Regions from separate parts of the Homo sapiens genome. Here region 2 is linked to region 1. A link is a contact called in ENCODE Hi-C or POLR2A ChIA-PET data. All regions are on one chromosome and are shown on one strand. The core of a region is the stretch at or near the end of the contact, and the rest is flanking DNA. Distances in the headings are between cores, read along the strand shown. Region 1 overlaps SIL1 (SIL1 nucleotide exchange factor). Region 2 overlaps SIL1 (SIL1 nucleotide exchange factor).

Region 1 (5,922 bases), core at 3,170-5,669:
GGTTGCAGTGGGCCAAAATTGTGGTGAGCCAAGATTGCGCCACTGCACTCCAGCCTGGGCAACAAAGAGCAAAACTCAAAAAAAAAAAAAGAATTCCAGAGAAGAACTTTGATTGGTCCTGCTTGTGTGACACACACACCCCTGGACCAATTACTGTCCAGATGGAAGTGATACTGTGAGTGGCAAGTCTAGATCACATGACCAGCCCTAACTGGGAAGGGAACAGGTGGGGCATAAAGATTAACAGCCTCACCACACCATGTGGCACTGGTGAAGAGATTCCCAAAGGAAAGGAAGTATTATTTTCCAAAGAGGAGAACAGAATGTGTTGAGAGACCAAAAACAACATAAATCAAGAGCCTTCATAGCCCACCACATTGTTTTATACCACCCCAGGCCAAGATACTAGATGATAATTGACTATCTGGGGCTGGAATGGGAGGTGGCCAAGTCTATTAACAGTCTGGTTGGAGATTTGTTTGCAGAGATCCCATGTGACCTACCGGCTTGAAATGCTCCAAAGGCCCTGCTGCTTGTACTTCTAAAAGCAGCCCATCCTTGTAGACCTGCCCCTGAGACCATGCACAGGACTTTTTCTACTTCAAACAGCTCCACTTAGGAAATCTACACAGCACTAAAAGCATAGTGAGGAGTTCCCCCAGCAGCCAACTCTTTGCAGGGTTTTCTCACCAACTAACTTGAATCTTCTTCTCAGAGCACAGACCATAAAGATTAACTCCCCTGAACCTGGAAACCTCAGCACCTTTGACGGGGGTCAAGAGCGGGGATGAGGCTCAGCCCAGAGTTGCTCCCCATTCACACCAATGGTTTCACAGGATAGCTCTCTATTCCAATATACCCCTACATCCTGGAGAGGGAGGGAAACTCAGCATAATAGCTGCAAAAGTAGAAAACTTCCCACATCCCCAGCACCACAAAAGCTGCCACTTTGCTCAATGCCTAGCACAAAGGGCTCACAGTGGGGCTCTCCCCACAACCTGGCTTGAAGGAAGAGAGGTCCTTGGCCTTTCCTCACCTCCAGGGCCCACGGCACACTCTTCTAACATCCTCACTGGGCTCCAACCAACAGGCTCAGTCATCTCTCTGGCTAAATATCAAAGCAGCTTCCCTTCTCAAGCGTGTCCAAAACTCAGGTCTCCTTCAGGCCACACAGATGACACCCTCCAAAAGCCCAGAATGAGCTCTGTAGGGTCCCTGGGGAGAGCTGAGACATAGGAGGCCTCGTTGTTCCAAGGCCAGCTGGGGATAAGGGTTATGGGGACCTTTGGAAGCCAGATCCAGCAGGAGAATCATGAGGCTTCAGTTCCTGAGCTCTGCACATTCTTAAGTGATTCCGTTGACTTCACCAACAACCTGGGGCCCGCCGAAAGCAGTGGTGCTAGCCAACATCTGGTCACCAAGTTCTTTCTGCCACCATTACTTGTCCACTGAGCCTGTCCCTAGAAATGCAGAAAGACAAAGCTCAGCTCCCATGTGGAGTACTTAAATGCTCTAGCCATGCCTGGTACTCACAGCCACATTTGAAGGTCTGGTTCAACGCAGCCATGCTGGGTCCAGATGTAAGAACCTCAAGCTGGGCTAAAAAGCAGCTTTCCCATGGGTGAACCCTCTGGCTCAGAGCTCCTCAGGCTGGCTCTGCTGCTGCTCCACACATGCCACAATTTACTACAGCTGTTAAGAGCCCCAGAGACAAGAAAGCTCCTCCTTCCCACTTGTTCCCTGCCCTTCTTCAGCACAGGCTGGAACCAAGCACCAGCCAAACCTGGAGAGAACCTCAGAAACTATGACCCCACCCCACAAACTGAGCTCACACAATTTTTCTTGAGCCACAAACTAATTTTTGTTAATCCCAGAGAAACAGTTCAAACAGCAACTAACCTTTTTCTTCCTTCACAACTATTAAACTTGGACAAATACCTCAAAATAGTACATGAACCAAGAGTTTAATCCTTCTCCCCAGAGGCAAAGAGAGGACTATGTGGGTAACATGAGGGTAAAACCCTGGGTCCACCAAGTCCAGGACAAACGGGTCCTGGGTCCTCAGGCAAGGGGGACAGAGGGGCAATAAGAGCAGAAGGGAGGACAACCCAGGGCTGAGGCCCCAGTGATGGGGGTAGAGAAGCCCTTGTTCAGTCCCAGCATGGAGCTGAGGCTGGCCACAGTATTCCTACAGTACAGCAGGAGCGACACCTGCCTGCCACCTGGCTGAAGGGATCTGGGCAAACTGATGAGTCCACCCCCAAGCCCAAGCCAATTAAAGGTTATCCTTATACAATTAAAGGTTGTGTAACATATGTAACAAACCTGCGCGTTGTGCACAGGTACCCTAGAACTTGAAGTATTTAAAAAAAAAAAAAAAAAAAAAAGGTTGTGTAAGAATAAAGTGGCCCAGAGAATGATCATGAATGCTAAAACACAGAATCCAAAGGGCTCATGCCAGAAAACCCAACAGCAACTTCTGTGTCTTATTTTATAATAAGTAATTTAAATAATTATAAATCATGTAAGTTCATGGTAAAGAAAAAAAAAATCAAGCAGTATAGAAGAGTGCAAAATAGAAAGGAAAAGTCCCTGTTTCTCAGACCATCAGAGGTAAGAGCAGAGTTTTTTCTTTTTTCTTTTGAGACAGGGTCTCGCCCTGTCACCCAAGCTGGAGTACAGTGGTGTGATCACAGCTCACTACATCCCTGAGCTCCCAGGCTCAACTGATCCTCCTGTTGCAGCTTCCTATGTAGCTGGGACTAGACATATGCCACTGCACCTGACTAAATTTTTTTTTAATATAGAGCTGAGGTCTCACTATGTTACCCTCAAACTTCTGGGCTCAAGTGATCTTCCCGCCTCCCAGAATGCTGGGACTACAAGTGTGAGCCACCGTGTCCAGCCTTGACTAATTTGTTGTTGTGATTGTAGAGACTAAGTCCCACTATGTTGCCCAGGCTGGTCTCAAACTCCAGGCTCAAGTGATCCTCCTGCCTCAGCCTCCCAAAGTTCTAGGACTACAGGCATGAGCCATCACGCCCGGCCCAGATTTTTATATCACATATTTAAAAATATATGTGCAATATAAATTTATATATAAATCTTTACCCATTTACTTTTTATATGAATGGATCACGCTTCTACACATGCTATTTTCAATGTAGAGACCCTACTCTCCAGAAAGAAGAGGCTCCTCAGGTCTCTCCGTGCACCCCTTGATATCAAATTGAGCAGCAAACAGAAGAGAACAGGGGTGGCTGGTCATATTTTAAAAGACTCCAGGATACACTAACATTCCAGAACCAAAAGCTAAATCCAAAGAGCTCCTCAGGAAAGCGTGAACTCGGCTGCAACGGGGTCTCTCTCTACAGGCCAGGGAGAGGGAAGGCAGCCTTTATAAACCGTTCCTCTTGGGCTCTCCTGCCTGTGGCTGTTAGCTTCACCTCCCCCAACTTGCCATCTGAGGGCCTTCATTCTTCACTGTCATGCCTGTCACCACCTCTGTCCTCCCCCTTTGGGCCTGCTCTACAGCCTCCGCACTGCTCTGAAACATCACCACTGGCAGGACTGTGCAACTGAGAACAACAGGAGATGACCTCACGGCCTTTACATTCTAATGCCAGCTCCCAATTACTTGTACTGTTGAATAATTGAAAGAGGAGAATAATCCACTCAGCTGATTTGGGAAGCCAGCCAGGCACACAGATTATCTCAGAGTGAATTATTCACACTAGGGATAATTGGGAGTTGCCCAAACTTCTATTTGTAGTTCAGGCATCACGTGGAAGAACATTCGGTATGGAAAGTATGAAAGCTGGAGAGGGAAGGAGCCCCTGTTTCCGGGCCTGGGTTTCCTTTATGTTGCTTGGGAAGTCAATGCTCCTCTCTCGGTCTCACTCAGAGTCGGTGAGCACAATGATGATGATGATATTAACATTAACAATATTTTAGTGACAGCTCTTGCTGTATTTCCTTACAATGTGCTGTGTTCTGTGCTATGAGCTTCATGTGTATCATCCTACATTATCTCATTTAATCCTCACATGAGTCTGTGAAGCACCACTGTCTTCTTCATCTCTGAGCTGAGGAAGCTGAGGCTTAGGTTAAGTAACTTGCCCAGAGATATACAGCAACAAGCTGTATGTCCATCCATAGACCAGGATCTTACTCAAGAAGTTCTTTTGCCACACACCTCTTACCTCTCCCACTTTTAAGAGTCTTCCTTACACAAGACATAAAACTGTAAAGGATAAAAACACCCCATTTTTAGTATAATACTGTCTACTCTCATCTTGAAATTACTGGATTTCAAGGTAAGAAAAATGGCTCCCTCCTCTGAAGGTTGGCAAGAAGCCTATAGGAAGGGGCTGGTCAGCTGGTCAATCCATTTCGAGAAATCCAGTGTCTGGAAGCACAAGCCACTGGCAGACTTCCAGAAGAGCTCAGCCTTCTCTCATGATCAAAGACTCAAAAATGAAACCACTGTCCTCCCCCTGACACGCCACCACTTCAGCCAAGAGGCAGCTACTGAGCTGGGCAGCTCAGCACCGTGAGGCCAGAGCATGGGGGAAGGGCATAGGCTCAGTGAGCTGCAAGGAACACCTGCCTCAGACAAGGGTCCATGAGGTGACTGACTGTCCCTGCATGTGTGGGGTCTCCTTCCACAGTGCCTAGGACAGAGTCCCCAGATACTAGGTGTGGTGCCAGTCTCCAGCACGGTCACCGGCGATCCCCACCAGCGATCCCAGCCTTTGTGTTGGTGCCTCCCACATTAACTATAGATGATCTATGTGACCAAAAGAATAAAGAGGAAGTGATGATGTCGAATTCTAAGGCTAGGCCACAAAAAGAACTGAAGTTTCCATCTTGCTGTCCTATGTTGTTCACTCTGGGGGAAGCCATGGGGAGACCTGCACAGCCCTGTGGAGAAACTCACAGAGAGAGAAACCGAGGCCTCTCACCAACAACTGGCACCAACCAGCCAGGCGTGTAAACTGGAAGCAGATTCTCATACCCAGTCAACACCCTGCCTACATTTCCAAATTCCTGACCCAAAGAAACAGAAAAATAATAAACTATTACTGTTGTTTTAACCCACTACATCTGAGAATAATTTGTTATACAACAACACATAGCTAATAAACTGGACAAGAGGGAAAAGAGCTGCTTCACAGCATTGTTTCCAGAAGTGTGACGTATCCATAGAAGAACCAAACCTGGTGTCAGGGCCAGAGGCCACCAAAGGCCCTGACTAAGCCCCTAAGGTCTTAGAACACTATATGAGAAAAAACAATGACCTTCACGGCCCAGATATTCCAGCCCTCCAGTCAAGGAAAAGCTTGCAGAAAATATTCACGATGCCCATACCTCTGCCTCCAGTCAGGATGACAATAACAACAATATTAGAAGCTACCATTACTGAATGCTTACTATGTGCCCGGTGCATGCTCAGTATTCTTATATTACCTCTCTTTTTTTTTTTTTTTTTTTTGAGGCGGAGTCTCACTCTGTCACCCAGACTGGAATGCAGTGGCACGATCTCAGCTTACTGCAACCTCTGCCTCCTGGGTTCAAGTGATTCTCCTGCTTCAGCCTCCCAAGTAGCTGGGATTACAGGCACGCGCCACCATACCTGGCTAATTTTTTGTATTTTTAGTAGAGACGGGGTTTTGCCATGTTGGCCAGGCTGGTCTCAAACCCCTGAGCTCAGGAGATCCACCCGCCTCAGCCTCCCAAAGTGCTAGGATTAACAGACTTGAGCCACCACGCAGGCCATTACCTCCCTTATTCTTCATTGCAATCCTCAGAGGAAGCACATAGTAGGGACTCAATAAATATTTGCTAAATGAGTAAATAAACCACCATTAGGAGTTCGTCTCTATAACTGATCTATGTCCTTTTGGTATAATTTCAACTTTC
Region 2 (5,718 bases), core at 580-3,079, 120 kb after region 1:
GTATTCTGCCCTGACTTCCTTGAGACTGAATACCTGATGAGTTCCTGCCACTACAGCCTCTCCTTTGCCAGCTCACCCTCTTCTACCTGACTGTTAAGAGTTGAAACTTCTCAGGATGCTCTTGATTCTCTTCTGGGGCTCATCAGTTCTCATGTCTCCAACTGCCATCTAGATACACATACACACAAACAGGAGCGCACAGAAATAAAACTAGAATGACCTACTGGATAATAAAACATATTGCAAAACCTCTACAATTAAAATGGTTTGATACTGGTGCATGAATAGACAGAATTACCAATGAAGCAGAAAAGAACATTCAAAAACAGACCCAACTGCACACAGAAATTTAATATACAGTAAGAGCAGCATCTCAAATCTATAGGGAAAGCACTTTCTTTTTTAGACAGGGTCTCGCTCTGTCGGCCAGGCTGGAGTGCAGTAGTATGATCACTGCAACCTCAAACTCTTGGGCCCAAGCGATTCTCCCACCTCAGCTTCTGGAGTAGCTAGGACTACAGGCACGCACCACTACACCTGGCTAATTTTTTTTCTTTTTTGTAGAGACAGGATCTCTCTCTGTTGCCCAGACTGGTCTCAAATACCTGGCTTCAATCCATCTGCCCACCTCAGCCTCCCAAAGGGCCGGGATTGTAACAGGAGTGAGCCACTGCACCTGGCCAAGTCAAACTTTTTAATAAGCAGTGTTGGGATAACTCAACAGACATACTGAAAAAGGTAAAAATTAACCCCATGTCTTATGCCTACATGTCAAGATAAATTCCAAACAAATTAAATCTTTAAATATACAAAATGAAAACATATAAGTACCAAAAGAAAGCATAGGTCAACTACTCTATAATCTGGGAGTAGTAAATAATAACTTTCCTAATTATAAGTTGGTGGCAACAACTTGTTGAAAGTAAATAACTTTCCTAATTATAATTCAAAATCCAAAAGAAATCACAAAAATATTAATTTGATTATGCAAAAATAAAAAGTTTTATAAAAAATAAAAATGCATGGAAAAATATCATAAGCAAAAAAGACAAATGTCAAACTAGGTAAAGTATCTGCAATTTAATATCATAGAGTGTTAATATCCCCAATATATAAAAAACTTTTAAAAAATAAGGAGAAAAAGACCAAAAACACAATAGAAAAAAAAGACTACAGATATAAACAGGCAGGTCACAGAAAAAGAAATACAATGCTATTTGACTCTATGAAAAGATGTTCAACTTTGCTCATCACATGACAAAGATAAAATAAAACTACAGTAGAAAACTGCTTTCCACCTATTAGGTTGTAAGTACTTTGCAGGCGAGACTAGGGAAATGAAATTTGCATATACAGCCCCTATAAAGGGGAATTTGACAACATCTAATAAAATTATAACTGCATTTACCCTCTGACCCAGAAGTCTGACTTCTAGGAAGTGACTGCAAAGATATGTTGGCAATAACCTGGATGAGCCTGGAAGTAGATTCTTTTCCAGAGCCACCAGAAAGGGACACAGGCTGGCCAACACCCTGGTTTCAGGCTGTGAGACCCTGAACAGAAGACTCGGCTAACCAGGACCTAGATTTCTGACCTACATCAACTATGAAATAATAAATGAGACGGTGTTTGAAGCCACTAAGTTGGTGGCAATTTGTTTCACAGCTGTAATTTGCAATACAGCCCTGCAGATGGGGGAAAGGGTTCACACCAAGGCTGGAAATGGGAGTAAGTGGACTGTGTGAGATCTTAGGCCATCTAGTTTGGCTGAAACAGCAGACAGGCAGAGCTAAGGACTTAGAATAGCTGAGGTTCTTGAGGCCAGCCCTCCTTGCCTGACCATCCAACGGGAGTATGGGAGCAGGAGGTGAAGAAAAAGGTCAAGGAGGGGAAACCCCTGGCAGGCTGCATCGCTGGTACTGATAAAAAGCATATGATCACTAAGACTTCAGATTTACCCTAAAGAATCTATAAGTACTTCTGTTTCTTCTACTTTCCCTTCTCCCTCTAGGCCTCCCCTCCCTTCTTTCTTGGACACTCAGACTTTAAACTGGATGACCTTGAAAAAGGTAGGAAAAAAATTTTAACAAAAAGGGAGCCCATTATTTGGTAGAAATTTCTCCTTTGTAAGTTTTCCTTTTATATAAGTCTATTTCTGTAGATAAATTGAACCCAACTGTGATATTTAAATCGTTTTAAGAAAGTACATTCTGTTTTACTTGCAAAAAGAGGGGACCCTTGGCCTCTTCCTTGAGACAGGCGAAATGGAAGGGGATGCAAGATACCCTGCTTATTTATCTCCAAAAGAAATCTATAGCCCCAAGCCCAGCCCAATTTTTGTGCCCAGCAGGAACAGGCCTTTGTTCAGAGAACACCACAGGTATGATGGGCACCACACCAAAAACAGAAAGCAGAACCGCTACATCTTTGGGCTCAAGACAACGGGAACATGAAAACAACAGGAGATGGAGAGTGCCAGGCACAAGGGAAATACCTTTTATCTTACATTTTGTTGCTCCTAATGACCTTGTTCAGGCCTCAAATCAGTATGACTTCATTCTTTGGGAAGTATATTCTATGGAAGCTTTAAAATATATTATGAGGTTGCTATGGTTTAAATGTGGCCTCCAAAGTTCATGTGTTGGAAACTTAATCCTGAATGTGACAATGTTGAAAGAGGTGATTAGGTCATGAGGGCTTTGCCCTCATGAATGATTAATGTCACTATCACAGGAGTGGGTAAGTTTTCGCAAGAGTAGTTTATTAAAAAAGCAAGTCCAGCTGGGTGCAGTGGTGTGCCCCTATAGTCCTAGCTTCCCAACTACATGGAAGGCTGAAACGCGAGGACTTGCTTGAGCCCAGGAGTCCAGCCCAGGCAACATAGCAACACTCCGTCTCTTTTGTTCCCCCCCACAAAAGGCAAGTTCAGCCCCATTCTGCTCTCTCTCCAGCACCTGCTCTGTCACCACATGATGCCTTTGGCCACGTATGCCACAGCAACTAGGCCCACAACAGATGCAGCTCCTCAAACTTGGATATCCCAGTCTCTAGAATTGTAAGAAATAAATCTATGCTCTTTAGAAATTACCCAGTCTCAATTATTCTGTTACAGCAGCATAAAATGTACTAAGACAGAGATAAATCAAGTTCTAACACAGGGAGACAGGTGTTATTGAACAGGTGCCGTCCACAATCCTTCAGAGCGCAGTTAGCTCCATCTCTCTTCCCACACTAACCCAGTCCGTGTGTGTGAAAAGGTAATAACCTGACACAATCTCCATACCCTGGCCATTGCGCTGAGGATAGAAGAGATTGGTTCTTCTCCGTGATGGTTAATGGAGGTCTTCAAAACTCTTTCAATCCCTTACCCATTACATTTTTCTAAGGTACTTTTAAATCCTTTCAACTCTGTATCTACAACACACTGTGTGAGGTAAATTTTCTTTCATTTGTCCCAAATTTAATTCCCTTGGGATCACATGATGTCAGGCTCTACTGAACAGGATTTGTTGAACCAGTCCACATTCCCACTATCTTTACCCTATAAATTTTCAGTGCATGGCAAAGAGAAGCTCAATACATACTGTGAGTAGATGAATTTTCCTTCTCTGGCTTTACTCCACATCAAAAAGTCCCATGCTTTCCCCCACTGTCTTCAAATCCACACATACTCCACATCTGTCATGGGCTGAACTAGAATCAGAAATAAGTGTTCCTCCTCTCAGGAAGCCAGTCCTGGATCATGTTTCAGGTTTAAACATGAAATGGGGAGGGTATCATCATAAACCAGCCCTCACCTGCAGCGGAAACAATTTCTGCCAGGAAAGTAGTAAATGAAGCTATTTATTTGCTCTTCCTGCTGATGGAGTGAACACATCGTGTTTCTGTACAACCCACCTCCAACCTGACTCTCATTTCCATGCTGAGCAAAAGTGGAAAAGAAACAATAGGAATCATGTCCCCATTGGAATGGGAAACCACTGGAAATCTCAAAAGAGAAACAAAGGCCTAAACACAAACTCCTCACACACCTTAAGAATAAACAGGTGATACAACAGAATTCATTCTATCATTCATTAGCCAATCTTTATTGAATACCTGTTATGAGCCAAGCACAGCCCTGGGCTCTGAAGATCCAGATGTGAGCAAGACAGACCAAAATCTCTGTCCACTCAGGGCTTACATTCTAGTAGTGGAAACAGACAATAAACAACACTAAGTAAAATCTATAGATTAAATAATAAGTGCTAAGGAGCAAAATAATGCAGGGAAAGGGATATGAAATGTTAAGAAAGGCTAAAACATTTTTGAAAGGGTAGACAGAGATGGCCTCATAGACAAGGTTAGTTTTGTTTTTGGTATTATTTTGGACTTACAGAAAACTCAGTGATAATACAGAGAGTTCCTAGAATTTCTGTACAACATTTACTCAGTTTCAGTTCCCCTAATGCTATCATCTTATATTACCATAGTACAGTTGTCAAAACTAAGAAACCAACATTGGTATATTAGTGTTAACTAGACTCCAGACTCTTTATGTTTCACTAGTTTTTCCATGAATATCCTCTTCCTGTTCCAGCATCCAATTCACAATACCACAATGCATTTACATGTCATGTCCTCTCTGGTCTATGCCAGTTTCTCAGTCTTTCCTTGTTTATCAAAACCATGATAGTTTGCAGAGTACTGGTCAGGTATTTTACAGAATGTTCCACCATCTGGGTTTGTCTGATGTTTTTCTCATTAGACTGGGGTCGTTGGTTTTGAGGAAGAATACCACAAAGGTAAAGTGTCCCTTTGTCTCATCATACCATAGGGTGCATCATATCCACATGACAACACTGGTGATATTACCCTGGCTCACTTGATACCCTTGATCACAGGTAGTACTTACCAGATTTCTCCACTGTAAAGTGACTATTTTTCCTTTTCCAAAATGTGTTCTTTAGAAATGAGTCAGTAAGTCTAGCCCAACTGGAAAGATGTAAGCTCCACCTTCTAGAGGGGGGAGTATCTATATATATATATTATTGGAATTCTTTTTTTTTTTTTTTTTTGAGAGCATCTCACTCTGTCTCCCAGGCTGGAGTACGGTGGTGCGATCTCAGCTCAATGCAACCTCCACCTCCTGGGTTCAAACAATTCTCGTGCCTCACCTCCTGAGTAGCTGAATTACAGGCGTGCGCCACCATACCCAGCTAATTTTTGTATTTTTAGCAGAGATGGGGTTTCACCATGTTGGCCACGCTGGTCTTGAACTCCTGGCCTCAAGTGATCCACTTGCCTTGGCCTCTCAAACTGCTGGGATTACAGGCATAAGCCACATGCCCAGCCCTATTATTGGAATTCTTCTGCAAGAAAGATTTAACTTTTGGCTGGGTGCAGTGGCTCACGCCTGTAATCCAAGCACTTTGAGAAGTGCAAAAAATACAAAATTACAAAAAATACAAAAATGAGCCATTGTGGTGGCACACACCTGTAGTCCCAGCTACTCAGGAGGCTGAGGTGGGAGGACTGGTGGAGCCAGGGAGGTCAAGGCTGCGGTGAGTCGTGACTGTGCCACTGCACTCCAGCTGGAGCAACAGAGCAAGACCCTGTGTCAAAATTTAAAAAAAAAAAAAATTTAAAGAAAGAAAGATTTAACTTTTGAGAAGACACAGAACAAGATGGTGGAATAGAAGGCTCCATCAATTGTCCCTCCTGCAAGGACACCAATTT

What was found. Hi-C counts contacts between places; a loop is a spot of excess contacts on that map. ChIA-PET counts read pairs that join two places held with the same protein, here RNA polymerase II (POLR2A). Pooled maps may share reads with other maps.
Region 2: a loop to region 1 is called in a pooled map, with 1.9 times the contacts of the local background. The contact joins two enhancer-like sites. A Hi-C loop is called at or near these places in 1 of 50 pooled maps. POLR2A ChIA-PET finds 5 or more read pairs at or near these places in 4 of 52 experiments (Caco-2, activated CD4-positive, alpha-beta T cell and activated T-cell).

What each region holds. Positions count from the first base shown.
Region 1 is chr5:138,970,837-138,976,758 of GRCh38, forward strand. All of the region lies in intron 7 of SIL1 (SIL1 nucleotide exchange factor), which reads right to left. LOC124901079 (a long non-coding RNA gene) reads left to right here. Exons shown (of 2, transcript XR_007058954.1): 2 at 1-5,103. Among named protein-coding and RNA genes, the nearest start is that of LRRTM2, 98 kb to the left of the region's middle. Within about 2 kb of position 4,420, at least 20 of the 41 ENCODE cell types and tissues checked have a DNase peak (open chromatin) inside an H3K27ac peak, as active enhancers do.
Region 2 is chr5:139,090,227-139,095,944 of GRCh38, forward strand. All of the region lies in intron 3 of SIL1 (SIL1 nucleotide exchange factor), which reads right to left. Among named protein-coding and RNA genes, the nearest start is that of SIL1, 110 kb to the right of the region's middle. Within about 2 kb of position 1,830, at least 4 of the 41 ENCODE cell types and tissues checked have a DNase peak (open chromatin) inside an H3K27ac peak, as active enhancers do.